Regions from separate parts of the Homo sapiens genome. Here region 2 is linked to region 1. The links are chromatin loops, found by intact Hi-C in ENCODE. Cell type or tissue: heart right ventricle. All regions are shown on one strand. Links, peaks and the distances in the headings refer to the core of each region. The heading gives the core; the rest is flanking DNA. Region 1 holds the start of NUDT17 (nudix hydrolase 17). Region 2 overlaps RNF115 (ring finger protein 115).

What was found. A loop is a pair of places that touch in the nucleus more often than their neighbours do. Peaks named below come from ENCODE experiments on the same cell type or tissue, not always from the same donor. Only the 100,000 strongest peaks of a DNase experiment are listed, where the experiment ranks them.
Region 2: a loop joins it to region 1, with 6 times the contacts of the local background. A loop is called at or near these places in 4 of 110 quality-filtered maps.

What each region holds. Positions count from the first base shown.
Region 1 is chr1:145,835,923-145,850,364 of GRCh38, reverse strand. It overlaps POLR3C (RNA polymerase III subunit C), which reads right to left. Exons shown (of 15, transcript NM_006468.8): 8 at 13,791-13,871; 9 at 13,499-13,550; 10 at 12,769-12,829; 11 at 12,159-12,309; 12 at 10,374-10,475; 13 at 10,200-10,249; 14 at 9,294-9,443; 15 at 5,963-8,026. The coding sequence ends at 7,945. NUDT17 (nudix hydrolase 17) reads right to left here and starts at 4,735. Exons shown (of 8, transcript NM_001012758.3): 1 at 4,533-4,735; 2 at 4,169-4,352; 3 at 3,907-3,932; 4 at 3,675-3,767; 5 at 3,017-3,115; 6 at 2,646-2,782; 7 at 2,101-2,253; 8 at 1,411-1,988. The coding sequence starts at 4,724. The coding sequence ends at 1,886. It overlaps PIAS3 (protein inhibitor of activated STAT 3), which reads left to right. Exons shown (of 14, transcript NM_006099.3): 13 at 96-133; 14 at 653-1,843. The coding sequence ends at 919. RefSeq lists enhancers at 1-684, 4,072-4,331, 4,382-4,751, 5,532-5,661. In heart right ventricle, for the core only: CTCF peaks have their summits at 782 (motif pointing left), 4,019, 4,565 (motif pointing left) and 4,769 (motif pointing left); DNase peaks (open chromatin) are centred at 3,983 and 4,674; H3K4me3 peaks cover 1,435 bases; H3K27ac peaks cover 2,159 bases.
Region 2 is chr1:145,776,190-145,793,291 of GRCh38, reverse strand. It overlaps RNF115 (ring finger protein 115), which reads left to right. Exons shown (of 9, transcript NM_014455.4): 2 at 4,326-4,384; 3 at 8,696-8,753. Among named protein-coding and RNA genes, the nearest start is that of RNF115, 39 kb to the left of the region's middle. In heart right ventricle, for the core only: no CTCF peak of the experiment used is centred there; no DNase peak of the experiment used is centred there; H3K4me3 peaks cover 3,028 bases; H3K27ac peaks cover 6,796 bases.

The sequences.
Region 1 (14,442 bases), core at 63-8,062:
CTTCTCCTGCAAGGGGCCACAGTCCACAGTGCTTTGTCTTTTGGTGGTAAAGGGGTCAGATAGGAGGTTAATTTTGATTTTTCTTTTCCTGCCAGGTTTAGATTTATTTTCATTTCTTCAGACAGAGAGTCAGGTAAGTGGTTCTTTCTTCAGAAGGTCTCAGATCTCTGAAGCTTCCTTTCTAGACACTGATGGGGCCCCTCCCTCTCTTATGATCTCTGGGGATGTAAATCTGCTTTCCCGTGAGGGCAGTGGGGTGTAGGTATCTTATTATCTCCTCAGCCCCACTGGTAGTTCCTGAGATTCCTACTTAGGCCTCCTTCCTAGATCCCCTGTTACTTTTCTGCCCTGGCCTACTCACCCCTACCCCCGTGTGCACTTAGAGCACCATGCCTGCTCTAACCGGACATTCCACACATTTCAGACGCCCACAAAGCCAAGAACCTAACAAGTTGGAGGAGCTCTCTCAAGGCAGGGAAAGGGGAAGGGTGTAGGGAAGTAGGGGAAAGAGGGAGAGGCTCTCCTGCTTCTCAAGAGAATACCTTCGGATCCACAGGGGTTGATTGCTCTCATACGGCATTTCTGAGATGAGTGACTGGGAGGTGGGGAAGTCGGGATTGAGATCTTAAACTATGCCCTTGATTCTTCCTAGCACTATGGCCCCTCTGTCATCACCTCACTAGATGAACAGGATGCCCTTGGCCACTTCTTCCAGTACCGAGGGACCCCTTCTCACTTTCTGGGCCCACTGGCCCCCACGCTGGGGAGCTCCCACTGCAGCGCCACTCCGGCGCCCCCTCCTGGCCGTGTCAGCAGCATTGTGGCCCCTGGGGGGGCCTTGAGGGAGGGGCATGGAGGACCCCTGCCCTCAGGTCCCTCTTTGACTGGCTGTCGGTCAGACATCATTTCCCTGGACTGAGTTCCCTGGATTATGGAAACTTCGCTGTCCCCCAACACTGAGCAAGTATGCTGTGGAGTCCCAACCCCAGCTACTCTGATCCCTCTGGGGGCTCTGGCCAAGGGCCAGACAGACCTTCACAGATGCCTACTTTTGGCCTCATCTCTGCCTGACAAGGCCAGCACCCAAAGGGTTAATATTTAACCTCTTTTTAAGGACACTGGGGTCTGTTTCTGGAAATGTTCTTTAGATGGTGGCACATTCCTTTGGGTATGTTAACCTAGGCAGTGGGAGGCAAATGGGATGGTATGTGAGCTAGGAGAAGGGCTGAACCCTCAGCCTTGACTATGTCTAGAGCCTCTTGGGGAAGGGGCACCTCTCTTGAACCCCAAATGCTCTCTCTTCTTATTACCCAAACCCATGGCTCTATTTCTTCTTCACATCCATTGTCTCTTCATGTCTATTCCATTCCCTTCGGCCAAACAGACAGGTGGAAAAACTGAGACAGGCAGTTTCAGAGATGGACAGAGAACTTTATTTTGGATTGTGGATGTGGACTTTTTTGTACATAAATAAGAAAAACCAAAATACTCCAAAGATGACTTCCCCTGCCTCCTACTCCAGTATGACAGAGGAGGATGTAAGGCCTTAGCCATGATCTGCAGGGGTCTGGGAGTCAGGCCCGGCCTATTGCTTGGGTCTCTCTCTATTTATATATCTAAGTTCACAGTGTTTCTTATTCCCCCCTAAGCTTCTAGAGGCTCATGGCCCTGTAGTTAGGCCTGGCTCATTCTGCACCTTTCCAGGGAGGTGGAAGGACCCTGTGCCCTCCTTCCCAATCTTCTTTTTCAGGCTCGCCAAGGCCTAGGACCTATGTTGTAATTTTACTTTTTATTTCTAAAGTTGTAGTGAAGCTCTCACCCATAATAAAGGTTGTGAATGTTCTGTGAGTGTCATGGAGATGGGCTAGGGAGGGGATTTTACACTTCACTTTCCAGACCCCTGGTTTGGGGGAAGAGGGTCCATGTTCCATTCTTCCTTTGCTGGCCCTGGGTCCAGGTAAGCTGCACTTTTACACGGTGGGGGTGTTCTGTGGAGGAATTCCAAGAGAGGTTGTCCTTTCCTGCTTTCCCCCGTGCCTGTAAAAACTAGACCATTCCAGCCCAGTACTGTGGAGCTCTCCAGTCCTTTTTCACTTTTACCTGCCCAGATGTTGCAGCCAGAGCTTGAGGGCAAACTTGGTTCCAGTGCTGACTCTCTCTTTGTCCTCTGCCATGGTTGGGATCATCCGCAGGAGGGTGGACATGTGCAGGACCAGAGGTCGGGCTCTTCCATCCTCCTCTAGTTCCACTGCACTGCATGGTGACAACTCCTGTTGGGGCTGTGCCTTGTAGCTTACAAAGAACTTACATATATGTTAGGTCCCCGAATCCTCCCAACTACCACAGGAGGTGGGTGGGTGTTGACCTCATTTGCAGAAAGGAAACAGGTTCAAGGAGGGTTAAATGACTTGCCCCTGTGTTAGAACTGACACTTAGACCTTCAATGCTAGCCAGTTAGAGCAAGAATCTTTGGGGTTTGATGGTCAGTGTCTTAGATTTCATGTACCTTCTTAATTATCAGCTGACCCACTCTCCTTAAATCTCCCCCACAACACAAAATTCCATCCTGAGGACAGGATAGACGCTGAACTTCTCAACATGAATATGTTGGTGTATTAGAGGCTGAGGGAGAAGCTCTTACTTACAGGACAGAGGGTGGTAGGTCCTGGGGGAGAAGTCCGGGTGTCTCTGTCCCATCCTCTGCGGCAGCCACTGCAGCAGCTACATCTGGTGTCAGCCACATAAGGGCGCTCACCTCATTTGGGTTTGGTTGGATCCGGGCCTGGGGTCAGACATGGTGACCCCTCAGTCATTGCCTCTCCCTGGGCTGCCTGTTCGTGATCAAAACCTACCCGCAGGTTTCATGGAGAAAGGCAGGAGCAAGGGGAAAGGGCATTGCATATTCTTCGTTATCTCTGACTACCCCCGCCACCCCCGCCCAGCTCCTAATCACAGTCAGAACCAGGTTGCTTGGGCTCCCCTGAGCCCTGTTTCCTTCCCTCACTGCCAGCCCTACCTGCAACTGCTGCTGTGATTCCTGGGAGATCACGAGTAGATACAGAACAATGTGATGGTATTTGGGTAAACCCCAGCTCAGCCTAGGAGGGTAGGCAGACTAGGAAAAGAAAACAGCAAAAGTGAGAACTTTCCGTCACTTTTTTTTTTTTTTTAAGATGGAGTTTCGCTCTTGTCGCCCAGGCTGGCATGCAATGGCGTGATCTTGGCTCACTGCAACCTCTGCCTCCTGGGTTCAAGCAATTCTCCAGCCTCAGCCTCCAGAGTAGCTGGGATTACAGGCGCCTGCCGCCACGCCCAGCTAAAATTTTTGTATTTTTAGTAGAGACGGGGTTTCGCCATGTTGTCCAGGCTGGTCTCAAACTTCTGACCTCAGGTGATCCGCCCACCTCAGCCTCCCAAAGTGTTGGGATTACAGGCGTGAGCCACCGCACCCGGCCCTTTGTGTCACTTTTTGAGACTTTGTTAATACAGCTTTAGGGTGAAACAAAATGGTGGCCAAAAGCTGAGGGCGTGGATGGTACAGATGACACAGCAGGGACATGGGTGAGGGTTATGGATTTGGGGATTCCAGCCCACTTATGTGCTATTGTTTCCCTTGTAGCCAAGGCAGGTAGGGGCTGATCTATGGAGGAGCTTCTCCCAGCTACTTGTCTCACCTCCCATAAACCCAGAGGGACCCAAGAGAACTGGCCCTGGGGCAGGTGTAGTCCACTCTCCTCCCAAAGTTCTCGAAGCCCTCCGTCCAGCAGCTGGGAGTCAGAGAAGACACATCAGAGGGGCCAGTGCCTGACTCTTCCAAGTCCTTTTGCTTGCCTCTCCCTCAGCCCACACCCAAGATGGTCCCAGGCATGGGTCTCTTGGCTCAGGTTGGATCAGCTGACTGGTTACCTCCTCCTCAAGTTCCACGTGCCCACCTGCAACAACAGTGGGGCCAGTAGGTGAATGGTGGTGGTCTTGGCCAGGGAGCCCCCACTCACTGTTGACACTCCTCTCCCCTCCAGTGGACACAGAGGGAGTTGCAGTCCCTTGTGACTATGAACATGCCACATTTTGGGGCCCACTTTATCCTTCTGAGACTGGGAAAAACATTGTTGCGGGGAAAGGGCAAATTTCTTCTCTGTACTTGGGGCCTTGTCCCCAGAATACTCACCCGGGGGTACCCAGAGGTTGGGGGAAACGCTCAGGGTGCGTGCCCTTCGGGTTAGCAAGACAGTCTTGTCGCTGGACTGCAGAATGACGGCCACACCCAGGTCCACACCTCGATCTGTGGGCAGCTCAGCCCCAGGGACCCTGGGCCGCTCCTCCAGGGCCGCAAAAGGGCAGAAAGGGGGTCGCTGGCAGAAGGAAGCCAGCTGGGTTAAGGCTTCAGAAGGGCGGCACTGGGTGGGCGTGACTTCCAAAAATGGGGCTACACCGCGCGTTGGGGGCGGGGTCCTCGCCGCCAGTTCCCACCCGATTTCAGTCCCCATCTTTGGCCCTTCACTGCCCCCGCTCTGGGGCCCCCTTCTGCCGACCTGGAGCGGAAGCCTAGCGGAGGCGCCTGGGAAGGGCCTGCTCGAGAGGACAAGCCGTCCTCGCTTCAAGCTGCAGTGAATGGGCCACGTCCCGAGCCCTGGTCCGGCTCCCAGGAGGCCACACACACTCCGTGCGAAGCTCACCGACTCCGGACGCCGGGACAGGAGCAGCTGCACCCGCACCTCGGCCATAACGCGACTCTGGAGTCGCTGCGGCCCGCCTGGCGCCCTCTGGTGGCCTAGAGAAGCTTCCCCTCGGAACGTTCCGCGGGGTCGTAGCGGGGTTTCCGAAAGTCCCCGGGGAAATAAGGGCACATCTTTTGAGGATGACCCATGGGTATAATATTAAACCACAAAGAAGAATACCTCTAAATGCTCAGCTCCTATTCCTTCCTATCTTCTCTGTTTAGGACAATGACCCCCAGACCGAATGACTTCAGGACCCACATGTTACTTCCAACCAGCCCTAAGCTGAACTGTAAGCATCCTCTACAGCACTATGCACACCTGTTACAGCAGGCATCACTTCGAATTAATTATCTCCAAGCGAAACACACCAAATAACATTTTCGATACCACTTCTCCTTTCACTTCACTCAAATGGCAACCAAGTATGCAGATGCTATCTCCTTAAACTTCCTCAAACCCATGTTCTCTCCAGCCTTCATTCATTGCCCTAGTTTAAGCCTTCCTCGTATTTTGCCTGAAATATTATTGCAAGTCTCCAAATAGTCTTGCCCCTACCAGTTCATTCTCTACAGTGCTGCCAGAGTGATGTTTTGTTTTGAGAGTCTCACTCTACAGCCCAGACAGGAGTGCACTGGTGTGATCCCAGCTCACTGCAACCTCCATCTCCCAGGTTGAAGCGATTCTCGTGCTTTAGCTTCCGAAGTAGTAGCTGGGATTACAGGGCGCCCACCACCACGCGCGGCCTTTTTTTTTTTTTGAGACGGAGTCTCGCTCTGTCACCCAGGCTGGAGTGCAGTGGCGCCATCTCAGCTCACTGCAACCTCCACCTCCCTGGTTCAAGCGCTTCTCCCGTCTCAGCCTCCTGAGTAGCTGTGATTACAGATGTGCACTACCCACACCTGGCTAATTTTTAAATTTTTTTGTAACGATGAAATCTCACTGTTGCCCAGGCTGTTCTTGAACTCCTGGCTTCAACTGATCCTCCCAGTGTGTTGGGATTACAGGATTTAGGCACCATCAAAATTATCTTCTAGCTGTTTTGAAATGTACAGTAAATTAATAACTATGCCACCCTGATCTATCCAACACCAGTCTTACTTCTTCAAACTGTATTATCTGTGCCCACTAATCAACCTCTCTTCATCCTCCCCATCCTTCCTAGCCTCTGGTAACTACCAATCTATTCTTTATTTTCTTGAGATCCACTTTTTTAGCTCCTATGTGAGACAGAACATGCAATATTTGTTTCTGTGCTTGGTTTATTTTACTTAACATAATGACCTCCAATTCCATCCATGTTGCTGCCAATGACAGGATTTCATTCATTCTTATGGCTGAATAATACATTTTCTTTAGCCTTTCATCTATTGATGGGCACTTAGGTTGATTCCATGTTTTGGCTATCGTGAATACTGCTGCAATAAACATGGGAGTGCAGGTATCTTTTTGATACATTGATTTCTTTCCTTTTGGAGATATATATATACCCAGTAGTGGAACTGCTGGAGCATAGTTCTGTTTTTAGTTTTTTGAGGAACCTCTGTAGTCTTCCACAGTGGCTGTACCAATTTACATTCCCAACAGTGTACCAGGCAGGGCTCTCCTTTTTCCACATCCTCACTAGCATTCATTCTTTCTTCTTGATAAAAGTAATGAATTGGGGTGAGATGTTATCTCATTGATTTTGATTTCCATTTCTCTGATTAGTGATGTTGAACATTTTTTGATGTATCTGTCGGCCATTTGTGTATCTTCTTTCGAAAACTACCTATTAAGATCTTTTGGCCATTTTTAAGTTGGATTGTTCTTTTTGCTATTGTTTGAGCTCCTTATATATTCTGGTTACGAATCCCTTGTTAAGATAGTTTGCAAATAAAGCATCCTCATCTTTCAAACTATACATTGTCACTCTCTGTGTTCCCTTCCCTGCCTGACCCTTTTCCCTTTCTGGCCTCTCTGTACATAGTGTTTACTCTTCTACTGTAGCACCCCTAATACTTCCTGGTACTTATGTACTTATTTGTCTCCTCCTACTAGACTGTATGCTCAAAATTTATTAATCTTTATATCCCCAAGGCTTACCCCAGTACTTAGCACAAAACAGGTGCTTAGTAAATGATGGTGACTGGCTTGAGGGCAGAGATGGTGTCTTATTTATCTATCCTTGTATGTTGTGTTTAGTATGGTGGCTGGCAATTGTTTGACACTCAAGTGTTTAAACAATTAGAAAACACATTGGTGAGAGAAAACTGAAGATATTATAAAACATCTAACTGCTTTAAATGAATTAAAGCTGCTGGGACAAATTATATCCGTGATACTGAGAGAGAGAATTTAGCGTTGCCAGTTTTAAGGAACCATGGAGAAGAGGAAGGCGCTAATTTACTGTGTGCTTACCATATGCCAGGCATTGAGCTAGCTGTTCTACATACACAGTTTCAGATGTGTTAGAAGCCTGGAGCTGGCAAATGTGGCTTCAGTCCACAGATTCTAGTGTGACTGCTTGGGACAATCCACCTGCTAACCCTGAAAATAATTTTTTCTTCTACTCTGTGATAGTCTTTCACATTCCCTACACTGTGTGTGTTAAAAATTACAGTTCATCAGCCTGGGCAACACAGGGAGGCCCTGTCTCTACAAAAAAATAAATAAATAAATAAAAAATAGCTGGGTATGTGTGGTGCATGCCTGTAGTCCCAGCTACTCCAGAGGCTGAGGTGGAAGGACTGCTTGAGCTCAGGAGGTCAAGGCTGTAGGGAGCTGTGATTGCGCTATTACACCCCAGCCTGAGTGACAGAGTGAGATCCTGTCTCAACAACAACAAATTATCTATCTATCTATCTATCTATCACCTATCTCAACAAAATAAAGAACAGGCATAGACATCTGAAAATAAAATTAACTTCTTAGGAAGTTTCCTATTGCCAGGGATATAGGTAACCATAGGTGTGGGTAACTTCTTTATGGGAACAGATGCATCTGATAGATGATTAACCTTGTTGATTTAAGGTTCTTCCCACTGCCAAGATTTGATGAGGGGAGACTACAGCAATGGATCTAAATATGCCAAATTCTTTCAGGTGTATCCTGGGCTGCAGGGGATAGAGAGGGGGGTTTAGTTGAAGACTCTGCGACTTATCCCACTGCAAATAATGCATCCAGGCACCTCCTTTATTTTGCTTTCCATCCCCCCAGATCTTCTGAGGAAGATGCTTCTTCTGGATCACTGTCTCTTCATGGTGCACTCAATGTAAGACTCCAGCAGGAAGATGGTTTCGTCCACCTGGATCTCACTGGCATCCAACCTGAGTGAAAAGTAAAGGCATTTGCCTAGACTGAATGTTCATTAGCATATTTAAGATTAGAGGTTAGGGTGGGTGTGGCCATGGATAACTGCTTGGTTACCCTTGAGAGTGGATGGAAAGAAAGCAGGAGAACCAGTAGATCATTTTGCTATTTACCGAGCATCTTTATGTGCCAGACACCATGCAAACTGCTAAGAATACAAAATACAGAGCCTCTGTCCTGGGGGAAGGTAGTCTTCATTTGCAATCAGGAAAACGAACGTAAAGGCACAGGTATAAAAGGACCTAGTGTGTTTTAAAATAGCAAGAAACTAAGAGTGTCTGAAGCTTAAAGTGAGTGGTGATTAGGAAGAAATGGAAGCTTCTTCAGCCTGACAAAAGCCATCTAGGAAAAACCCACAGCTAACATCATACTTAATGGTGAAAGACTAAAAGCTTTTCTCCTAAGATCAGAAACAAAACAAAGATGTCTGCTTTTGTACTTCTATTCAACCTTTTACTGGAGGTTCTAGCCAGGGTAATGGGGCAGGAAAAAAAAAAAGTAAAGGCATCTAGATTGAAAAGACAGAAGTAAAACTCTCTCTATTCATGGATGACATAATCCTATTATAAAAAATCTCAAAGAATCTGCAAAAAAACTACTAGAATTAATAAATGAATTTAGTAAAGTTGTGGGATACAAAATCACAACACCAAAGTTGGTTGTTTTTGTATAACACTAGCAATGAACAATCTAAAACTGAAATAAGCGACCACTAAACTAGTATCCAAAAAAATACTTAAGAAATAAATTTAATGAAAGAGGTGCACAAATTGTGCACTGAAATGTGAAGGTCTAGGAAAGAGGTGATGAAGGCCTGCGTGTGGACCAAGATGAAAGGCCAGATTTGAGACACATGACTCAAGTAAAATTAAGCCAGCGCAGTGGCACTTGCCTGTAGTCCCAGCTACTTGGGAGGCTGAGGCAGGAAGACTGTTTGAACCTACGAGTTCAAGGCCAGTCTGGGCAACACAGCCAAAACCCCGTCTCTTAAAAAAAATTTATCAGTACTTGATGAACAAGAGAGTGTATATGGTGATGGAGAAGAAGCTCAGAACATCTTCAGAATTGCTAGTTTACAAAAATAGGTGGATTAAATTCTGTTAAGTGAGCTGGAGGAGACAGTGAGTTTAGGTTTGCTCATGCTAAGCTGGAGGGTTACAGGAGGTCAAAATGGATTTTCTGGATGGTATTCTGAAATGCAGGTCTGAAGTTTATGATGCTTACTTGTTGACATTACGTTTCAGGGTCTCTAGCTGCTGACGTTCAGGAGCTGTGATCATCTCCTCTATTTCTTGTAACTGTGCTTCCTCTGCACCAGTAGCCTGCATAGATGCAATGATGGCTTCTACCCTCTGAGATTTTTCTAGTAGACGCCTGTCAAACAAACACAACTCTGAGACATCTTCCCTAACCTGGGAGATTCTCTTACCACGTGTGTCTGAGGCACTACCCACCACCCTTTACCATTTTCCTGATCAAAGTAGATAATGTCACCTTCTAAGGACATTTTCTACAAACTTATTTGGAAATATAACTTCACTCCTGAAATTCTTATTGCCTCTCATTTGCACTTAAAAGTTTGGTGCTTTTGTACGTTTCTCACAAATTTAATCTGAAAAATTATTTCACTGGGAGCATGTTAGAAAAGTGTAGACTAATGCATGATTTACACTAATCTAAGCCAATGATTCAATGCAAGTAGACTGGTTGCTATCTCTACTGGTTCCTACTTCTCAAAAAAAAAATTTTTTTTTTTGAGATGGAGTCTCACTTTGTCGCCCAGGCTGGAGTGCAGTGGCGTGATCTTGGTTCACTGCAACCTCCACTCACTGGGTTTAAGTGATTCTCCTGCCTTAGCCTCCCGAGTAGCTGGGACTATAGGTGCCCGCCACCATGCCCAGCTAATTTTTGTATTTTTAGTGAAGACAGGGTTTCACCATGTTGGCCAGGTTGGTCTCAAACTCCTGACCTCAAGTGATCCACCTGCCTCAGCCTCCCGAAGTGCTGGGATTACAGGCATGAGCCACCCTGCCAGGCCCAGCGTCTATTGATTCCTATTTCTAGAGGAAATTTCCCCTGAGGCCCTTGATCTTGAAAGATGTAAATAACTCAACTGAAAATGTTACTTACTTATTCTCTTTGGTTTCAAATTGCCTCCTTTCTATCAAGTTGGCTATGCTCTGAGGAAAGAGAAGACAGACAAGGAATGCACATAGTTCTATTTCAGCAGCTCAGGGCGAAGTGGGCACATGAGGGGTACTTGACCGTATGGAGGAAATGGGGAGAAGGTCCAGATTGAGTTACCTTGTAGCACCTGTGCAACAACATTCGGGCAGCTGACAGGATGTTCACAGTATATAAATAGAAGGTCCTGGATGGGGCATGGTCTGGTGTTTTGGGAATTTCCTATTTGTCCAATAGAAAGAAAAATAGCAGAAATTATACTGTTTTAGAACTGGCAAAGCACACACTCATTCTACCTGGAGTTACTTAGCCCTCCTTTTTACTTACACTTTCCTGTTTCCTAGTCATTCAGTACCTGTGTTTATTTTATTTATTTATTTTGAGACTGGGTCTTGCTCTGTTACCTAGGATGGAGTGCGGTGGCATGATATCAGCTCACTGCAACTTCCACCTCCGGCTCAAGCAATCCTCCCACCTCAGTCCCCCAAGTAGCCGGAACTACAGGCATGCACCACCATGCTCCGCTAATTTTTTAATCTTTTGGGGGTGGTGGAGACATGGTCTCACTATATTTTCCAGGCTGGTCTTGAATTCCTGGGCTCAAGTGATCATCCCGCCTTGGTTTCCCAAAGTGCTGAGAATACAGGTGTGCCCGGCCCAGTCTTTGTGGTTTATGTCATAATCAGTCAAATGGAGAGCTGGGCTTCCCTGTTTTTTCCATTTGACTGTCAGCATCCTGAGCTGGGGAAGAAAGGGAGGGCAACTAACATTTACTGAACAACTCTATGTGCCAGGTAAATTCTATTTGATCTTTACAAAAAGTCGTATTATTATTATTTTTGAGACAGAGTCTTGCTCTGTTGCCCAGGCTGGAGTGCAGTGGCACAATGTTGGCTCACTGCAACCTCTGCCTCCCAGGTTCAAGCAATTCTCCTTCCTCAGCCTCCTGAGTAGCTGGGATTACAGACACACGGCACCACGCCCAGCTAATTTTTGTATTTTTAGTAGAGACAGGGTTTCACCAGGTTGGCCAGGCTATTCTCGAATTCCTGACCTCAAGTGATCCGTCCGCCTAGGCCTCCCAAAGTGCTGGGATTACAGGCATGAGCCACCGCACCTGGCAACCATATTATTTTTATTATCACCATCCATCACTGTTTTATAGATGGGAAACGTGGTAACTTGCTTAATGTAACTGGGTAAGGCAGAGCTGTAATCTGACTCCAAAAATCCATTCTATCTATTTACTCATATGCTCTACTAAATAGCCCTGCAAAGACTCAGTTAGATGTGTTGATAAATTTAAACTATAACAGAATTAAGGCTTAAGGAAGGACAGAAATGAGAAGAGAAAAAAAGGCAGGGTGGGTTTGGGGTGATGTCCTGGCTCTGCCTCTTTTTTGTTTTTTGTTTTTTTTGTTTTTTGAGACAGAGTCTCACTCTGTTGCTCAGGCTAGAGTGCAGTGGCTTGATCTCGGCTCACTGCAACCTCCCCCTCCTGGGTTCAAGAGAGTCTCCTTCCTGCCTCAGCCTCCCGAGCAGCTGGGACTATAGGCGTGTGCCACCAGGCCCAGCTAATTGTTTTGTATTTTATTAGAGACGGAGTTTCACCATGTTGGCCAGGCTGGTCTCGAACTCCTGACCTCAAGTGATTTGCCCACCTTGGCCTCCCAAAGTGCTGGGACTACAGGCGCGAACCACCGTGCCCGGCCACCTCTTTCTCACTAGGGCAGTTAAGGCCCCAAATTATCCTCCAAGTGCTCGCTATGTCTCTGTGAATCATGTTTTTCTGTCTCAGAGCTGGATATAGAGTTTGCTTGGGGGTTCAGTATGTTTGCCTAAGAAGCTTCTCTCACCCTAGGCCAGCTTTGCTGGTTGGCAATTATTACGCCCTTGGTTGGTTACCTGGAGTGACATGAAATTTTCTGAGAGCATCTTATATAGCATATCCTTTGCCTCCTTTGCAGGAATCATTGCAAAGTCTTCCACTTGCTTCTGCTCTATGTGTTTCTTCTGCAAAACTAGACGGAATATTCTAGCACAGCGAGACCCAAATCTGGAAAGGAATGAAGAAAGCAAATGGCATGCTAACATAGATCAGCTTTAGTTCCCAGTCATAGATGGGGTGGTTGTTCTATTCCATGTGTGAAGCCAGTACCAGACAGGAACAGTGATCAGAAAATTATTCTACAGCTCCATAGGTTGGTGATGGTAAGGCATCACCAACTGCTGTTAATCATAAGGCAGTCACCAACTGCTGACTCATTTGAGTGCCACAGTTCCTACATTTGTAAGCAAAGGCTTTAGGGAGGCTGGTTAATTTGCATCGGTAGGAATTAAACAGTAGGTTATTTTAAGGTAAAGAGCAGTATTACATGAGATCCATAGGAGTCCAGTGAAAAAATGGGGAAAAGTATGCCAAGGTGTGGTTATATTGGTGGCTTACATAATGATCAAATTACTTCACTGGGGATAGGAAGTATGTGATCCCAAACCCAACCAGTGTCCCCCTTACCTCTCCTGTACGACGGACTCCAGAGTGGCTGTGGCTAGGGATGCTAATGCCTTATGGAGGTCTTTATGTAGAGAATTAAGGTCACTCAGTAATGTTTTGGCCTAGTTATTGTGATCTGAGTTTTATTCCTAAGTTTCTAATTTATAATTAAATTTTAAATGCTATTTTGTTTTTCATGTTATAATTTATGGTTTCAGTCATGGTACATAAATATTCCAAAACTTTAATACAAGTGTTTAAGTAAGGGTTTTGCTTAACTAAAATTTGGTTGATTAAAAGTCCTTTTTCCTTTTCTTTTTTGAGACAGGGTCACCCAGGTTGGAGTACAGTGGCATGATCTCAGCTTACTGCAACGTCTGTCTCCTGGGCTCTAGCGATCCTCCCACCTCAGCCTCCTGAGGAGCTGGACTACAAGCATGCATCGTTACAGCTGGCTAGTTTTTGTATTTTTGGTAGAGATGGGGTTTTGCCATGTTGCTTAGCTGATCTTGAACTCCTGGGTTCATGCAATTCACCTGCCTCAGCCTCCCAAAGTCCACCATGCCTGGCCTCTTTTTACTTCATCATCAATGCAGTTCACTGAAAATTCATAGAAAAATTTATTTAACAATTACTTCAATTTTCTAATTTATTTAGTATAATAAACATTACCAAATCTTTCTTTCCTAAGGCACCATTCTGATTTATAGGTCAGGCTGCCTGACTCTAAGGAAATAACTGGTAAGGATACTGATGACATACATTCCTCCACCACTGTCGCCAGACTTTCCAACAAACTCTAGCTATTAAGAAAAAGAGAGAGTGTTAACTGAACGGAAAGTCCAGTGATTCTGTTTCCAATGGAACAAATCTGACCAAAAGTCTGCAGCAGGTAGCCCTCCTATCAAATGATGTGGAGAAATTGTCTGGGCTGGCTAGGTAGAGAATAACTCTGCAGGAGGATGACACTAGGTATCAGTGCAGAAATAAATTATCAACAGTACAGGCTAAAGAAAAAAGAAAAAAAGCAAAAACAGACTTACTGGATCATCTGCCAGCAGAGTGAGATACTGATCAAGAACTTGCTTAGAGATGTTATAGCCAACAGGTAGGGATCTGAAGATCTATGGAGCAAAGGACACTTAAAATGGGTTTGGGAACTTAGAACTCCTGACCTTACTGAAATAAAGATGTTTTAGGCCGGGCACAGTGGCTAAGGCCTGTAATCCGAACACTTTGGGAGGCTGAGGCAGGTGGATCACTTTGGGTCAAGAGTTGGAGACCAGCCTGACCAATATGGTGAAACCCCGTCTCTAGTAAAAATACAGAATTAGCTGGACGTGGTGGCGCATGCCTGTAATCCCAGCTATTTGGGAGGCTGAGGCAGGAGAACTGCTTGAACCTGGGAGGCAGAGGTTGCAGTGAGCCGAGATTGCGCCAATGGACTCCAGCCTGGGCTACAAGGGCGAAACTCCGTCTCAAAAAAAAAAAAAAAAAAGTTTTAATTTTAGTTACCACAAAACTGTCCAAAAATATTCACAGCAGGATTGTTTGTAAGAGTAAAAAACTAGAAACACCCAAATGACCAGTACCGAGTACACTAAAATAAAATATAGCACGGCCATTAAGTGGAATATGATACAGTCATTATGAAGAGTGAGACAAATCTACAGAAACTAACATGAAAGGAAGTTT
Region 2 (17,102 bases), core at 4,819-12,818, 62 kb after region 1:
AGACTGCAGTGCAGTTGCACCATCACAGCTTACTGCAGCCTCAACTTCCTGGGCTCAAGTGATCCTTTGGCCTCAGCCTCCAAGTAGCTGGGACTATAGGCATGCGCCACCATACCTGGCTAATTTTTAAATTTTTGTAGAGACAAGGTCTCACTATGTTGCCCAGGCTGATCTCAAACTCCTGAGCTCTAGCAATCTTCCTGCCTCAGCCTCCCAAAGTATTAAGATTATAGGCGTGAGCCACCACGCCTGACCAGATAAATTTTCAGAATGGGAAAGGGATGGAGTTGCAGCTTTCTGGGAGGGTAGGGGATGAAGGAGTAGAGGAGGACTCAGGGATTTATGTGGTCTCCAGATTACTTCATTTCTGGAGTAGTTTACAGTATGCCCATTATGAATGTGTCTCATCCTTTATGTGTGTAGTGGAGAAAAAAGGTTGAGTTTCTGATCCTCAAGGTAAAGTCGATATTAATAGTTAACTAAAGTTTCCTACATTCTGGCCCCTATCTGCCTGTCTGCATATCCACATTCATACCATTCCCTTCCAACCTCCATGCATGCTGTTTTCTATCATCATGGTCCTAGACCTAGAATTTCCTTTTTCATTGGACAAATATTTTAGGTCTCTGTTTCAGTCAGAGCTTTCCCTAGTTCCCCCAGGCAAACTCTGTATTTGTTTCTGTTTCTAGTGTTCATTGGTTATAGCAATTATTGTATTAAATTTGCTGTTTCTTGGTTTGACTGTCTCCTCAAGAAACTAATCTTTTTGACATGAGGGATTTTTTTTTTCTTTTAAAAAAGCACTTGAGGGCCAGGCATGGTGGGTTTTGCCTGTAATCCCAGCACTTTGGGAGGATGACTTGAGCACAGGAGTTCGAGGCTGCCTTGAGCCGTGATTGTGCCACTGCACTCCAGTCTAGGTGACAGAATGAGACCCCATCTCTTTAGAAAAAAAGTGTTTCAGTGTTTGAATTACCATCCTGTCTTTCTTTGAAGAGCCAAATACAGCTTACATCATCTTCAGGTAAAACAAAATTTAGGGTTCAGAAACTATATGGCATAAGAAAATAGTTGAACTGGGCACAGTGTTTCATGCCTGTAATTCCAGCACTTTGGGAGGCCAAGGTGGGCAGATTGCTTGAGCTCAGGAGTTCTTTCAGACCAGCCAGGGCAACGTGGCAAGACCTTATCTCTACCAAAAATACAAATAGCTGGTCATGGTATGTGCCTGTGGTCCCAGCTGAGGCCGGCAGGATTGCCTGAGCCCTGGAGGTCAAGGCTACAGTGAGCCAAAACTGTGCCACTGCACTCCAGCCTGGGCAACAGAGTGAGATCCTGTCTCAAAAAAATAAATAAATAAAATAAAATAAAAAATAAAAAAGAAACAAAATGGTTGAAAATGTCTTTCCCATGCCTTTGGAGTCTAGGATGAGGTTTAAAAAAAAATGTGTTTCTCAGGTCTATTTTAATAGGTAGTTAAAATATACTTTAAAAAATTATTATAAGGCAGTCTCTAAAGTGTATTCTTATCCCCAAAGCTTGATATTACTTAAAAGAAAGATGTATTACTGAAGGAAATAGAAATTGAATTAATGGAATTGTTTTGGTTATTTGAATTGCCATTTCTGTAGGGTATTTGAGAATTGTTAGGTCTTGTTTGGAACCATTGATAAACAGAAGATAGAATAGAAATATTGTACTGCCTCATTGTTCCTAGTCTACAAATTGATTTATGCTGTTATTCAGTTTATGTCTCTCTTTCTCTTTTTTTTTTTTTTTGAGGTGGAGTTTCGCTCTTGTTGCCCAGGCTGGAGTGCAATGGCGTGATCTTGGCTCACTCCAACCTTGACCTCCTGGGTTCAAGCGATTCTCCTGCCTTAGCCTCTCGAGTAGCTGGGATTACAGGCATGTGCCACCATGGCTAATTTTTTTTTTTTTTTTAAGTAGAGATGGGGTTTCTCCATGTTGGTCAGGCTGATCTCGAATTCCCGACCTCAGGTGATCTGCCTGCCTGGCCTCCGAAAGTGCTGGGATTACAGGCATGAGCCACCACACCTGGCCCAGTTTATGTCTTTTGTATGTACACAGTAAAAAGTAGTAGTCTCTTTCTTTACATAGTAAAAAGTAGCAGTTTCTTACTTTTTTTTTTTGAGACAGAGTCTCGATCTGTCGCCCAGGCTGAAGTGCAATGGCACTATCTGGGCTCACTGCGACCTCTGCCTCCTGGGTTCAAGCAGTTCTCCTGCCTCAGCCTCCCAAGTAACTGGGACTACAGGCACACGCCACCACACCCCAGCTAATTTTACATTTTTAGTAGAGATGGAGTTTCACCATGTTGGCAAGGGTGGTCTTGAACTCCTGACCTCAAGTGATCTGCCCACCTTAGCCTCCCAAAGTGTTAGGATTGCAGGCGTGAGCCACCGCGCCCAGACTAAAAAGTAGCAGTTTCTATACCCATCATTATTATAATGTTTTACTGCGTTGATATGTATATAGTGGAGCTTTTTTGTTAGATTTGAAGAAAAAATTGGACGATGAATTCATTCTAATTAAAAAAATAGGCCAGGCACGGTGGCTCACACCTGTAATCCCACCACTTTAGGAGGCCAAGGCAGGCAGATCACCTGAGGTCAGGAGTTCGAGACCAGCCTGACCAACATGGTAAAACCCCGTCTCTACTAAAAATACAAAATTAGCTGGGCATGGTGGCAGGTGCCTATAATCCCAGCTACTTGGGAGGCTGAGGCAGGAGAATGGCTTGAGCCTGGGAAGCAGAGATTGCAGTGAGCCAAGACCGTGCCATTGCACTCCAGCTTGGGCAGCAAGAGCGAAACTCTGTCTTAAAAAAAAAAGGCCGGGCGCAGTGGCTCATGCCTATAATCCCAGTACTTTGGGAGGCTGAGGCAGGGGGATCACCTGAGGTCGGGAGTTCAAGACCAGCCTGACCAACATGGAGAAACCCCGTCTCTAATAAAAATACAAAATTAGCCAGGCGTGGTGTTGCATGCCTGTAATCCCAGCTACTCGGGAGACTGAGGCAGGAGAATCTCTTGAACCTGGGAGGCAGAGGTTGTGGTGAGCCAAGATCGCACCATTGCACTCCAGCCTGGGCAACAAGAGTGAAACTCCGTCTCTAAATAAACAAATAAATAACCTAAATTTTAAAATAAAAAAATCTTTGACACTCTACCTTTCAGCTGTCAGTGGAAACCACTTAGGTAGCTATGAAGCAATTCTGCAAATATTTTATGGAATTCTATATTTGCCAGAGTATAATAGAAAAAACTAGGCCGGGACTGGGCGTGGTGGCTCGTGCCTGTAATCCCAGCACTTTCGGAGGCCGAGGCGGGTGGATCGCCTGAGGTCAGGAGTTTGAGACCAGCCTGACCAACATGGTGAAACCCTGTCTCTACTAAAAATACAAAAATTAGCCAGGGGCTTGTAATCCCACCTACCTGGGAGGCTGAGGCAGGAGAATCACTTAAACCCAGGAGGTGGAGGTTGCAGTGAGCTGAGATCACACCATTGCACTCTAGCTCCTGGGCAAGAGAGCGAGACTCCATCTCAAAAAAAAAAAAAAAAAAAAAAAAAGAAGTCCGGGTGTGGTGGCTCACACCTGTAATCCCAGCACTTTGGGAGGCTGAGGCAGGTAGTTCAGCTGAGGTCGGGAGTTCGAGACTAGCCTGACCAACATGGAAAAACCTCGTCTCTCCTAAAAATACAAAATTAGCCAGGCGTGTTGTCGCATGCCTGTAATCCTAGCTACTTGGGAGGCTGAGGCAGGAGAATCATTTGAACCCAGGAGGTGGAGGTTGCCGTGAGCCGAGATCATGCCATTGCACTCCAGCCTGGGCAACAAAAAGAAAAACAAAAAAAAAAGAAAAAAAACTAGGCTGGGCTCAGTGGCTTATGCCTGTAATTCCAGCACTTTGGGAGGCTGAGGCAGGAAGATCACTTCAGTTCAGGAGTTTGAGATCAGCTTGGGCAACATAGCAAGACCTCATCCTCTACAAAAAATAAAAAAAATTAGGTATGTTGGCATGTGCCTGTGGTCCTAGCTACTCTGAAGGCTAAGGCAGGAGGATCTCTTGCGCCTGGGAGATGGAGGCTGCAGTGAGCCATGATCATACCACTGCAGTCCAGCCTGGGTGACAGAGTGAGACCCTGTCTCACAAAAGAAAAAAAAAAACAAAAACTACTTGAGTCAGCGAGTACATAGAACATTTCAGAGCCTCAGCTTGTATACTGCATGTTATTCTGAAACTACAGATACCACGTAGCTTTCTAATGAAAAAGTTTTATTTGTTTCTTCCTTTCTTTTATAGGAATATATATGTCCCAGATGTGAATCAGGCTTTATTGAAGAAGTGACAGATGATTCCAGGTATTGTACAAGCTCATGAATAAATCAGACATTCTATTATCAAAACTATTTTCTCTCAGCATGGACTGAGTAAGTTGAATTTGTTTTACAACTTACACTCTACAGAGAGAGCGAGAGTGAGAGAGAGAGAGTGAGTGCATGAGCTTGCACAAGAGAGGGCAGAAGAATGGGAGAGGAAAAAGAAAGAAAAATGGGAAAATTTGGAAAGTGATATCATAGCAGATGTGGTGATACGCACTGCTCCTGATTGTATGTGGCATTCCATGTACATCTGTACGCATGTCAGAGTAAATCTGGTAAGTTTTCATTTATTATCTGAGACTTGGGGCTTCTCTTAGATTATTAGTTGGTTTTTAGTGACCACTCTGCTGTCTGAAGGTAAACTGCTGTTATACCTCTTTGGCGGGTTAGGGAGTGACTTCTGACAAAGATACCTAATCAGGTAAACAGGCTGTTCTAGCCAGGAAAACCAATTGTTACTCTGCTTTGAGGAGGCCTTGAATCTCTTGTTCTTATTAAGGTTATTTGGCCAGTGTGGTGGCTCACGCCTGTAATCCCAACACTTTGGGAGGCTGAGGTGGGTGGATCACCTGAGGTCAGGAGCTCAAGACCAGCGTGGTCAACATGGTGAAACCCCGTCTCCATTAAAAACACAAAAATTAGCTGGGTATAGTGGCGGGCGCCTGTAATTCCAGTTACTTGGGAGGCTGAGGCAGGAGAATCACTTGAAACCGGGAGGTGGAGGTTGCAGTGAGCCAAGACTCCAGCCTGGGCAACAAGAGTGAAACTGTGTCTCAAAAAAAAGAAAAAAGAAAAGATTATTGCTGTCAAACTTAGGCCATCTTTCCAGGGTGATATTAATATATGGGTTTGTAATGCTTGGAATTTGTTCTTATTGGCCTTCATAAAGGTATACAGCTGATAAAAAGGGGAAATATTTCTGAAAGTGACTATTACATATTCCTTTTTTGTTTATGTGAACAAAACTATAAAATCTTTTTTCTTTTTTCTTTTTTTTTTGAGACAGAGTCTTGCTCTGTTGCCAGATTGGAGTGCAGTGGTTCGATCTCGGCTCACTGCAACCTCTGCCTCCCAGGTTCAAATGATTCTTGGGCCTCAGCTTGCCCAGTAGCTGGGACTACAGGTGTCTGACACTATGCCCTGCTAATTTTTGTGTATTTTTAGTAGAGATGGGGTTTTGCCGTGTTGGCCAGGCTGGTCTTGAACTCCTGACCTCAAGTGATCCGCCTGCCTTGGCCTCCCAAAGTGCTGGGATTACAGGCATGAGCCACCGTGCCCAACCTAAAATCTTTTTCTTTTTTTTTTTTTTTTTTTTGTGACGGAGTCTCACTCTTTTGCCCAGGCTGGAGTGCAAGGGCACGATCTTGGCTCACTGCAATCTCTGCCTCCCAGGTTCAAGTGATTCTCCTGCCTCAGCCTCCCAAGTAGCTGAGATTACAGGCATGCACCACCACGCTTGGCTAATTTTTGTATTCTTAGTAGAGATGGGGTTTCACCGTGTTTGCCAGGCTGGTCTTGAAGTCCTGACCTCGTGATCCGCCCATCTTGGCCTCCCAAAGTGTTGGGATTACAAGTGTGAGCCACTGCACCTGGCCTAACTTAAAATTTTAATAAATTTTAGAATAGCATTGATAGGATGGCCTCTTTTGGCTAAACAAAATGGCACATTTGTTCTTTTGGGGCTATTTGGTTAAACATTCGTCTGAAAATTGAAGAAGTACCGACTGGTCAAAAAGAATCTGTAATCTGAAGCCTCTTAATCTTGGAGTGACTTTGGAGATTTTAATGGCAGTAGGTAATTCCTTTACTGTTACTGTTGGCAGAATCTAAAGTTGAAGGTCCCTTCCACAACCAGGAAAAACTACACATTTTACAGTATGTACTATTAGTTTTACTTTACTAATGATTGGTGATTATATGTGTAAATAAGCTGGAGCTTCTGGGGCAATATGTGGCATGGGATCTATTTTGATACAGTTAAATGTCATCTTGGTTTTAAATAGTACAATACCAACACTAAACGTGTAAGATTAGCATGACTGCAAAATTAGCAATTTTGTGTGGATGGCATGCTAACTTGGGATAGCTTTTTGTTTGTGCCATTATAATTGCATCAAATAACTTATTTCAGGCACTTATGCTCTGCATGTGCTAATTAAAAGATATATTGGTTGTGGGAGAACAATTAATGGGCTTATCTTTTGCCAACTTTTCAAGTAGTAACCCTGGTTTCTTTAGGCAGATAGTACTTTTATGCAAATACAGTTATAAATGAGAATGATTAACTGTAGGATGAATCTTTGTCTAGCAGGGAACTGTGGATTCTGTGGTTTTTGTTCTTAATTCTTTTATGTGTCTTTGTAGATCAAAGGTTGTCTTATATAGGTGCTATTGGTAGCAATTTACTCAAATACAAAGACTCTGTGGTTTGAAAGAGATTAGTGTTTTAAATGAAAGACGAAATCTTTTTCTTAGAATCCTTGTCTTAGAGGCAGTATGATATTTCCTTCTATAAAGTTCATAAACATTTGCTGATTTAAATACTTAGCAATTGCAGTGGTAAGTAGTGGAGGGTAAAAACCAGTAAGAGGAGGGCCTTGCATGTAAATATTAGATAATGGGCTCCATCTGCTCTTAAACTTCCATGTAGAGGAGCACCTTGTAAGTTTTCTTAAGCTTTGTAACATTTCTCAGAACAATGTGGTGGTTTTTATTATCCCTTCTCTATGATTAGCTCTATTATTCTTTAAAGGAATTTTAAGGAAAGGGAACGGTGAGGTAGCTTCAGGGAGAGCAGAACCCCAGAAAATAAGAGTTGCGGTTTCAATTACCAAGGATGTTTGAATCCCTGAAACTGTGTAGTAAAGGCAGGAAGGAAGAGTCTTGGAAGCCTGTCTGGGCTTGAGCAATCAAATGGATACATAGCCACTCAATGTAGTTTTTTATGGTATGTGGTAGTTCAATTAGCTGTTTATTTAGCATAGATGTACAAGTACTTTTGGGCTTGTTATACATTTGGAGTGATTTTTACAAAAGCGTTTTTCTGAAATTAATGCAGGTATTAAATGGTTTCTTATCAGGGAATAAGGCTTGAGAATGGTTGCATAAAGAGTGGCATTAGCTTTGCTTTTTCACTTTTGGTTTCAGACTAACTAGGGTGTGTTTGTTTCCTCAGTGAGCTCAGCACAATGCCTGGATTGGTATTGTAATCCTACAAATGAAAACTATTTGTAGTAGTTTGTGAACTTACCATTGGGGTGAGTGTTTGTATGTTTGTGTGCTTAAGTGTGTCTCTTGAAGTAAAAGTGGTATCCAGCAGTTCCTGTGATTCTTTCCATCCCCTCTTCCCGGATGTGTTAACTTGTTTTCTTTGTTCTTTGCAAATTTCATGGGGACAATGGGATTTAATATTTCTCTCCACTCTTCAGGGTCTTTGGGAATAGATAGTTATTTTATCATTTTCACATGTGATTAATTCAACAACTTTTGAGTGTCAATATAGGATATTGACATTGCAGGATTTTAAAAGGTGATAGTACTGTGTAATGTCTGACACTTAAACACTCTACATGTATTTGAGGCATTAATAAATTGCAGTCTTTGCCTTCTGAATTTATATTAATGAAGGAGGGAAATGGGTTGAAATGGATGTGGCAAATCCTAGATATTTATAATACAAGGTAGGTTTTAGAATCAAAGTGAGAGTGCAGAAGGGTGTGGAAGAGTCTTATTTGGTTGGTGAGTTCAGAAGGGCTTGATGGAGGAGGTAGCATTTGAGATGGGTCCTGAAAGGTGGGTAGGGGGAGAAATATTTATTGAATCCTTTTATAATGTTTTAAATACAGTACCAGGCCCCTTACATTACTACATTTAATCATTCCTAAGAAATATTAACTATTGTAGCCTCAAATGTTGTGTTCATCTGGTGGTTGAATGGTTTTTTAGTGAAACATTTTGTTTTGTTAGCGTTCTTGAGGATAAATATTTGTCTTTTGATAGGTCAAATCCGAATTGCATTGCTGCCTGTGGGTCCTCCTTCCTTCTCTATGGTGGCTTCTCCAATTTTTCACTGGATTTAGCCTTGAAAACCACTTGATTTTGTGGTTTATGATACTTTTCATAGATTAATTCACATGCCAGTTATTCATAATTTCCTTTAATAGGTGTTGTGTTGGGATGAGTTATTTTTCCTTATTGGGCTTTGTTCTCATTATGCCATTCTATATTTAGCTTCTGGGAGGGGAGCTTGTTCCTGGGAATAGAATCACCACTCATTCCTTTTCTCTTTAGTTTTTTAGGTGGTGGCGGCAGTCGGATAGACAATACCACAACAACACATTTTGCAGAGGTAAGTTTTCCTTTAGCTGTAGGAATTCTTTAAGAAGTGGTTAGGTGTTAAAATCATGGCAGATACTAACTTTCCAGTGTGGCACAACATCAGAGTTTAACTGAATGTATAAGAAAAAATGTGGGCCGTAGTAACCCTTGGGAAGATTTGTGTTTTCAGTAGCTGGGGCTTGGGCGTGTTACCTTTGATAAACCCTTGATTAGGAGAAAGTAATAGCCTCAAACTGTATTCTTTTAAACTGGTAGTGTTTTTAATTCTTGTTTTCTACTTTGTTATTGTATATACAGTGTGAGAATAAGAAGCTTTTGCTGTTTTTGAAATAACAGTGTTGCAGACTCTGCTTTAGTGGTGTGACAACCAGGTAAAGTGCAGGCCAGGATAAGTTGTCGAAGTCACAATGAAATAGTCTTCAACCTTGTACAGAGGTACTGATTTCCAGGGCTTACCTCTAGTCAACACAGTAGTTTGGTGTAGATTAAGGATGTTTACTTGCCTTTCAGATCCCAAGATGGGGTCTGTAAATAATTTCTATATCTTCTTATAATGTGGCGTCCATATTTTTTGGGAAAAACAAATCTTAACTGTGATTTGAAAACAGGGCATTAGTCTTCATTCTTGAATACCATTTTATATTGAATCCAGAGTAATTTTCTTTTTTCACTTCGTCCATTGACCTAAAGTCTCTTTAGTTGTGTTTTTTTTTTTTAAAAAAAGAAACCATTGTAACTGTTCTTAAGTGTATAATTCAGTGGCATTAATACTCTTTGTTTTTAATCATTTAGAGACTACAACCCAGAAGGTACCAGTCAGCCTATAAAAAACACTGACGTTTTTCTTTTGCTTGTTTGTATGTGTACCCTATATTGCCATACAACTTGTTCAGCTCTAGAAAGCTGACAGATGCTAAAAGGAAGAAATAAGTTAAATCCCATAATCAGGATTTCTTTATGTTTTAGGATCACATTAGCCTTTTCCAGAGATAGCCGAAGTGCCTAGAGAGATAGCAAAATATTTCACTGTTTTGTATGTAAATTGAAATTGTACTAGTAGTATATTTGAAAAGTGATATTTAATAAGAAGCCTGTAAAACCCTAAGCTTCTCTCCCTTATTATTTGAAAATTATTTTAAGACCTGTAGCCCCCACATTTTGATGTTGTTAGATTTATCAACATTGTCTGGGTAATGGTCCTGTTCTATTTAGGGTGGTTTTTCTGCTTATGGTCTGTGCTACTTCTTAATATACAGTATTAAGAGTTTTGGTTAACTCTGAACTGCCCGGGTTGATTAGAGTGATTCCAGACAGATCGTGTTTTGAACTTGCATTTTTATTTTCCCATTTTAATGGATTGAAAAACATTATTTAATATGTGTTCTGGGCCAGGCACAGTGGCTCACGCCTGTAATCGCAACACTTTGGGAGGCCGAGGTGAGCAGATCACCTGAGGTCTGGAGTTCGAGACCAGCCTAGCCAACATGGTGAAACCCCATCTCTACTAAAAATACAATAAATTAGCTGGGCATGGTGGCATGAGCCTGTAATCCTAGCTACATGGTAGGCTGAGACACGAGAATCGCTTGAACCCGGGAGGCAGAGGTTGAGGTGAGTCGAGATCGCACTACTGCACTCCAGCCTGGGTGACAGAGCGAGACTCCATCTCAAAAAAGTAAAATACAATAAAATGTATTCTGTTTGCCAGTCCTGGAAGCCTTTATGATTTCAGTATTCTTTCCTCTTGTGTGTGCTATTTGTGATAACACAGATTGTCACTTACTGATTAGGCATATGCAGAAGAAGAAATTTCATTTGATTTTTCTTTAGTGTTCTCTTTTAGGTAATGGAAATAGATCGGTCTGCCAATTTTGTAGGTATGACTCACCAGAAAGAGATGCATTGAGTAAGAAGAAAAACAAATATATGTAGTCAGTTTCCTAACTTTAGTAATGCTAAATCCAACACTGATGGCATGAGTTATCCTTCAGGTGTTAAAGTATTTTTGCTGATTCATAGCTTGTAACTTCGTGTTCTTTAGATGTTGCCAGGGATTTTTAATAAATTAGCTAAGAAGTGTGTGTGTGTGTGTTTTTAAGAGATGGGGCCTTATTGCCCAGGCTGGACTCGAACTTCTGAGCTTAAGTGATCCTCCCACCTCAGGTTCCCTAGTAGCTGGGATTACAGGCAGGTGTCACTGTGCCTGGCTGAAAGTATATACTGAATGTTTCATACATAGCACTCTCCTAGAAATAGGGGCAGGAAGTAAATGTCATGGTTGCCTTGCCTGAAAGGAACTTAATTTTGTTGTGGAGCAAGTGCAAACACTTAAGAAAACAAGGAAGGCTGGGCGTGGTGGCTTACGCTTGTAATCCCAGCACTTTGGGAGGCCGAGGCAGGTGGATCACGGGAGGTTGGGAGTTCAAGACCAGCCTGGCCAACATGGTGAAACCCCATCTCTACTAAAAAATACAAAAAATTAGCCAGGCATGGTGGTGGGCGCCTGTAATTCCAGCTACTTGGGAGGCTGAGGCAGGAGAATTGCTTGAACCCAGAAGGCGGAGGTTGCAGTGAGCGGAGATTGCACCACTGGACTCCAGCCTGGGCAATAAGAGTGAAACTCTTATCTCCAAAAAAAAAAAAAAAAAGGAAAAGTGTACAGAGTATAATAAATTTATTCTGGGGTATATGTAACAAGTATAGTAGAAGGAAGAGTTAAGGTGGGCCAGGGTCTTGAGGAGAGGTCATATAACAGTGATTAAGAACACAGCCTCTGGAACCAGATTGCCTGAGCTCAAATCCTGTGTCTGCCACTTATTGGCTGTGTAATCTGGGCAAAGTTACTTAGAATCTCTCAGTGCCTCTCTTGTCCTTGTCTGTAAATTGGGAAATAATCATCCTTCCCTCATAGGGATGTTACGAGGATTAAATGAGTTAATACATGCTAGGTGTGTAGACCGCAATGTGCCTACCATCTAGTGAGTGCTTGATACATTTTAGCCATTATTAAGACTTCATAGTGAAGTTAGAACTTGCACTGGAGCCTTGAAGAGTAGGTGGAATTTAGATAAGCAAAGATGTGAAAATTATCTCAAAATAGTATTCATAAGCTATAAGGTTTTATGCTCATGTCCCTGAAGAAAAAACTTAGAAATAAAATTATATATAGAAACTAAAGTTGTTTTTCTTTTCCCTGCTTTAGTTGGTAATTTCGGCAAAGACTTATGCTCAGTTTTGCTCTATTTTTCTTTAGCTGGAGCTGCTTGTACAATGAAGTGGTTATTTTCTATAAGTAACATTTACTGATAGCTGAATTCTTAAAATACTGTCTATATTAGAAGAGGCTTATTCCAAGAAAATTTCTGTCAAAATCAGTATTGACTTTTTTTTAAAAAAATGAGACTGGGGTAGGAGATAAGAGACTAATGGGATAGAGAGAAGGTAGGGGAGGGTTGCCAGTTACATGGGAGCAGTGTTTGAATAATGTGTGAGGGCCGGTGGAGAGTGAATCTGAAAATATTGCTAGCAGTTTGTAGAGAGAAGACATTGCTATACTAAGCTTCCTGGTGGTAATCTAGAAAGTGAGCCCCATAGCTACCTGAAGGTTTCATTGATTACTTGCAAACTTCTGACCACGACCTGGTGCCAGTGGGTCATCTGATCTTAGAGTCTCAGCTTACCTGAATGGATTGCTTCAGTGCAAGAGTGGCTCTGGCTGCTGCCTCAGATTGGGAGAAAATAAGATACATGGCTTTCTGGAAAAAAGAGCTCTCAGGTATGCACAAGAGGGCAGGGTGCTCTGAGCTGATTTATATGTATTTAAATAAAATTTGTTATTTGTTTTTGTTACATAAGCAGCATTATAGTGGCAGTAAAAAATTTAAAAATATGTATCTTGAGTTTCACTTTTTTTTTTTTTTTTTTTTTTTTAGACGGAGTCTCACTCTGTTGCCCAGGCTGGGGTGCAGTGGCGCAATCTCGGCTCACTGCAACCTCCGCCTTCTGGGTTCAAGCGATTATCCTGCCTCAGCCTCCTGAGTAGCTGGGACCACAGGCGCGTGCCACCACGCCTGGCTAATTTTTTATATTTTTAGTAGAGACGGGGTTTCACCGTGTTAGCCAGGATGGTCTCGATCTCCTGACCTCGTGATCTGCCCGCCTTGGTCTCCCAAAGTGCTGGGATTACAGGTGTGAGCCACTGCGCCCGGCCGAGTTTCACTATTCTAAGAGCTCCCTTTTCCATACATTTCCTTTCAGATTTTGTCCTAAGGCATAGTTACTGAAAAATAACAACCTTAAGCTCTTTTTTGTTTGTTTTTTTGAGACGGGGTCTCGCTCTGTTGCCCAGGCTGGAGTGCAATGGCACGATCTCGGCTTACTGCAACCTCTGCCTCCTGGGTTCTAGTGATTCTCTCACCTCAGCCTCCCGAGTAGCTTGGATTACAGGCCCCCGCCGCCAAACCTGGCTAATTTTTGTATTTTTGGTAGAGATGGGGTTTTACCACGTTGGCCAGGCTGGTCTGGAACTCCTGACCTCAGGTCATCCTCTCGTCTTGGCCTCCCAGAGTGCTGGGATTACGGGCTTGAGTCACCGTGCCTGGGCCTAAGCTTTTTTAAAAATGAGAAATATTGGCCGGGCATGCAGATCACTTGAGGTCAGGAGTTCCAGACCAGCCTGTCCAATGTGATGAAACCCTGTCTTTACTAAAAATACAAAAATTAGCCAGGTGTGGTGGCGGGCACCTGTAATCCCAGCTATTCGGGAGGCTGAGGCAGGAGAATCGCTTGAACCCAGGAGGCGGAGGTTGCAGTGGGCTGAGATTGTGCCACTGCACTCTAGCCTGAGCAACAGAGCGAGACTCCGTTTCAAAAAATAAAGAAATATCCCATATTGTCATTACTTGATTATAGCTTTATGCATTTTTTAGCAAAATACTTCTCATTTCTCATGTGCATACCTCATAACTGTTTAGAGTTGCTGTCATAAGAGTATATTGTATTTCTGCCTCTAAAAATTTACTTGGTATTATGTCATAAACCTTTTACTTGTCTCTCTATAGTTATTAGAATTATAGCTGGACGTGGTGGCTCATGCCTGTAATCCTAGCACTTTGGGAGGGCGGAGGCAGGCGGATTGTTTGAGCCCAGGAGTTCAAGACCAGCCTGGGCAACATGGTAAAACCCTGTGTCTACAAAAATAAAAATAAAAAGCCAGGTGTAGTGGCATATGTGTGTAGTCCCAGCTACTCGAGAAGCGGAGGTGGGAGAATCTCTTGAGCCTGGGAGGCAGAGGTTGCAGTGAGCTGAGCTCGTGCCACTGCACCCCAGCCTGGGTGTCAGAGTGAGACCCTGTCTCCAAAAAAAAAAAAAAAATTAGGACTTCATATTCTTTAATGGCTACATTATATTTATTAAACTATTATCCTGTGTTAGGCATGTCTAGTTATATATGATGGTTGATCATCGATCATACTTCCTTTACCTGAGTCTAGAACATACTGAGAAAACATAGAACACCAGACAGATGGATATAAAAATTTAATTTTTATTCAGCTGAATTGGAACACAAAGTTGAACTGTGGTCAAATGGACATCCTAAGTTTATACAGGATGACCTACCTGAGAATTAGAGGCTGCAAAGCAGGCACACATAATCAGAACAATGTACTTTGCATTTGTGCAACTTCCTAATACATGAACTCCACTTGCTGGAGAAATGCGAAATCACTAGAGATTAGACTTTGCTATTCACTAATCAGCTACATCATTCCTCTGTTGAAAAGTACATACAATATGATGCCCTTTACATAAAATTCTAGAAAATGCAAACCACAGAAAGATCAGGGGTTGCTTGGGGATGGGAAGGGGCAGGAGGGAAGGATTACAAAGGCACACGAGGAAACATTTCGGGGTGATGAGTATCTTCCTTACTTTGCTTTAATGTTTTCACAAAATCGCCTGTGAACTTTTTCAAGATTACATTTCTAAGGTTAATAATTATAAAATTATTTACCCTTAATTGACTCATCTTTATACACTCTAATATTATTTTTTGAGATATAATTCATATACTACGTAATTCACCCTGTTAAAGTGTACAGCTAAGTGGTTTTAGTATATTCACAGAGTTATACAACTATTACCACTGATTTAGAACTTTTTCATCATCCCCAAAAGAATCCCCATACACATTAGTAGTCACTACATATTTCTCCACAGTTCTCTCAGCCCTAGGCAACCACCAATCTATTTTCTGTCTCTATGGATTTGCCTATATAGGATATTTGTTATAAATGAAATCATGCAATATGTGAACCTTTGTGACTGACTCTTTTCTAATTAGAATACTGTTTTCAAGGTTCATCCATGCTGTAGCATGTATCAGTACTTCATTTTTATGGCTGGATAATACTACATGGTATGGATATTCCACATTTTATTTATTCATCAGTTGATGGACATTTAGGTTGTTTACACTTTTTGCCTGTTATGGATAATAATGCTGCTGTAAATATTTTTGTACAAGTTTTTGTGTGATCATATGTTTTTAATTTTCTTGGTTATATAACTAGGAGTGAAATTGCTGCGTCATATGGTAACTGTTCAACTCATTGAGGAACAGACCATAATATTTTAAGAAGTGCTGATGTGATCATGGTTAGTGTAGAGCAAGTTCTGCCAAATGGAAGATATTGTCCATCCTGTTTTTTATTTTGAATGTGTAAATAGTTCACCCCAAATATTTTCAGAAATACTGTCATTATACTTACATTCAGAGTAATGTTTTCAGTTTTTCAAGGCAAAACTTGTCAAACTGTCTCTGTGATTCTTTAGACTGTTTTAGCAAAACTCTATGATAGTGTTCCCTATTAGTTTTTACTTATGTAAGCTGTGTCCTGAATACCCAGTTTTGTTGTATGAGCTATTTTTTTTTTCTTTTATGCTTATCTAAGTCTACTCAGAGACAAATGACCTGAAGCTATTTTTATCCTTAGTGCTGATTTGGTATAAATTTGTGAGGTGTGCTTTTCCATCCTGTGTTCTTTGGTCAGGGTACACTATTATTTTGAGATTAAAATAGGCCACAAATACATTGACTGTTACTATTAATTTGCACTAATTTGCACTTTGTATACTAGTAGGAAAATGCCTCATGCTGATGTTGAAGCTGTTTTTAAGCATGGATCCTTTAGAAATTTTGTATATTATTAGGTGTGGTAACAATTTATAGTCATCTAAAGTATGTTAGTATCAAAGCAGAGTATTATGAACTTGGTGCTTGACTTTTCTGCCAGTCAAGATTTTAAATATTTCATTTTTATATTATAATGAAACTAATGGTTACTTTGAGAGTTGTCTTCTGTGAGCAAATGTTGTGGAATTGTATATAGTAAGGGAATCATAGATTTCTTATAATTCACCTTAGTGAGATAGATGATTGAGAACATGGAGGAGTCTGCTCGTACTTTTTCACTTATTGAAGACAAGTATAGTTTTAGGTTTTTAAATGTCGTGTTTACTTTGGAATTTTGGGTCAAGAGAATTCTTGTGTTCTAGACCGTTTTTCAGACTAGAAACCAGTGATCTCTAATAGATGAAGACTATAATTAGAAAGTAAAGGGAAATAAGGCAGATTTGATAAGAAGCGCAAATGGCAGTTAAAATGAAAAGGTGTTTTATGTCACCAGTATTTAGAGAAATCTTTTTGTTTGGAGACAGAGTTTCACTCTTGTTGCCCAGGCTGGAGTGCAATGGCGCGATCTTAGATCACTGCAACCTCTGCCTCCCGGGTTCAAGCAATTCTCCTGCCTCAGCTTCCCGAGTAGCTGGGATTACAGGCATGCTCCACCACGCCCAGCTAACTTTTTGTATTTTTAGTAGAGACGGGGTTTCACCATGCTAGGCTGGTCTTGAACTCCTCACCTCAGGTGATCCACCCGCCTCAGCCTCCCAGAGTGCTGGGATTACAGATGTGAGCCACTGTGCCTGGCTGAGAAATCTAATTGATGTTTTTACTCTGCATATTACTCTTTGTTCTTCAGCTTATATATTAGAATTTTTAAAACTTTAAAAAAATGTTGGTCAGGCTGGGTGCAGTGGCTAATGCCTGTAATTGCAGCATTCTGGGAGGCCGAGGCAGGTGGATCTCCTGAGGTCAGGAGTTCAAGACCAGTCTGGCCAACATGGTGAAACCCCATCTCTACTGAAAATAAAAAATTAGTCGGGCATGGTGGCAGACACCTGTAATCCCAGCTACTCTGGAGGCTGAGGCAGCAGAATGGCTTGAACCTGGGAGGCGGAGTATGCAGTGAGCCAGGATGGTGCCACTGCACTCCAGCCTGGGTGACAGAGCGAGACT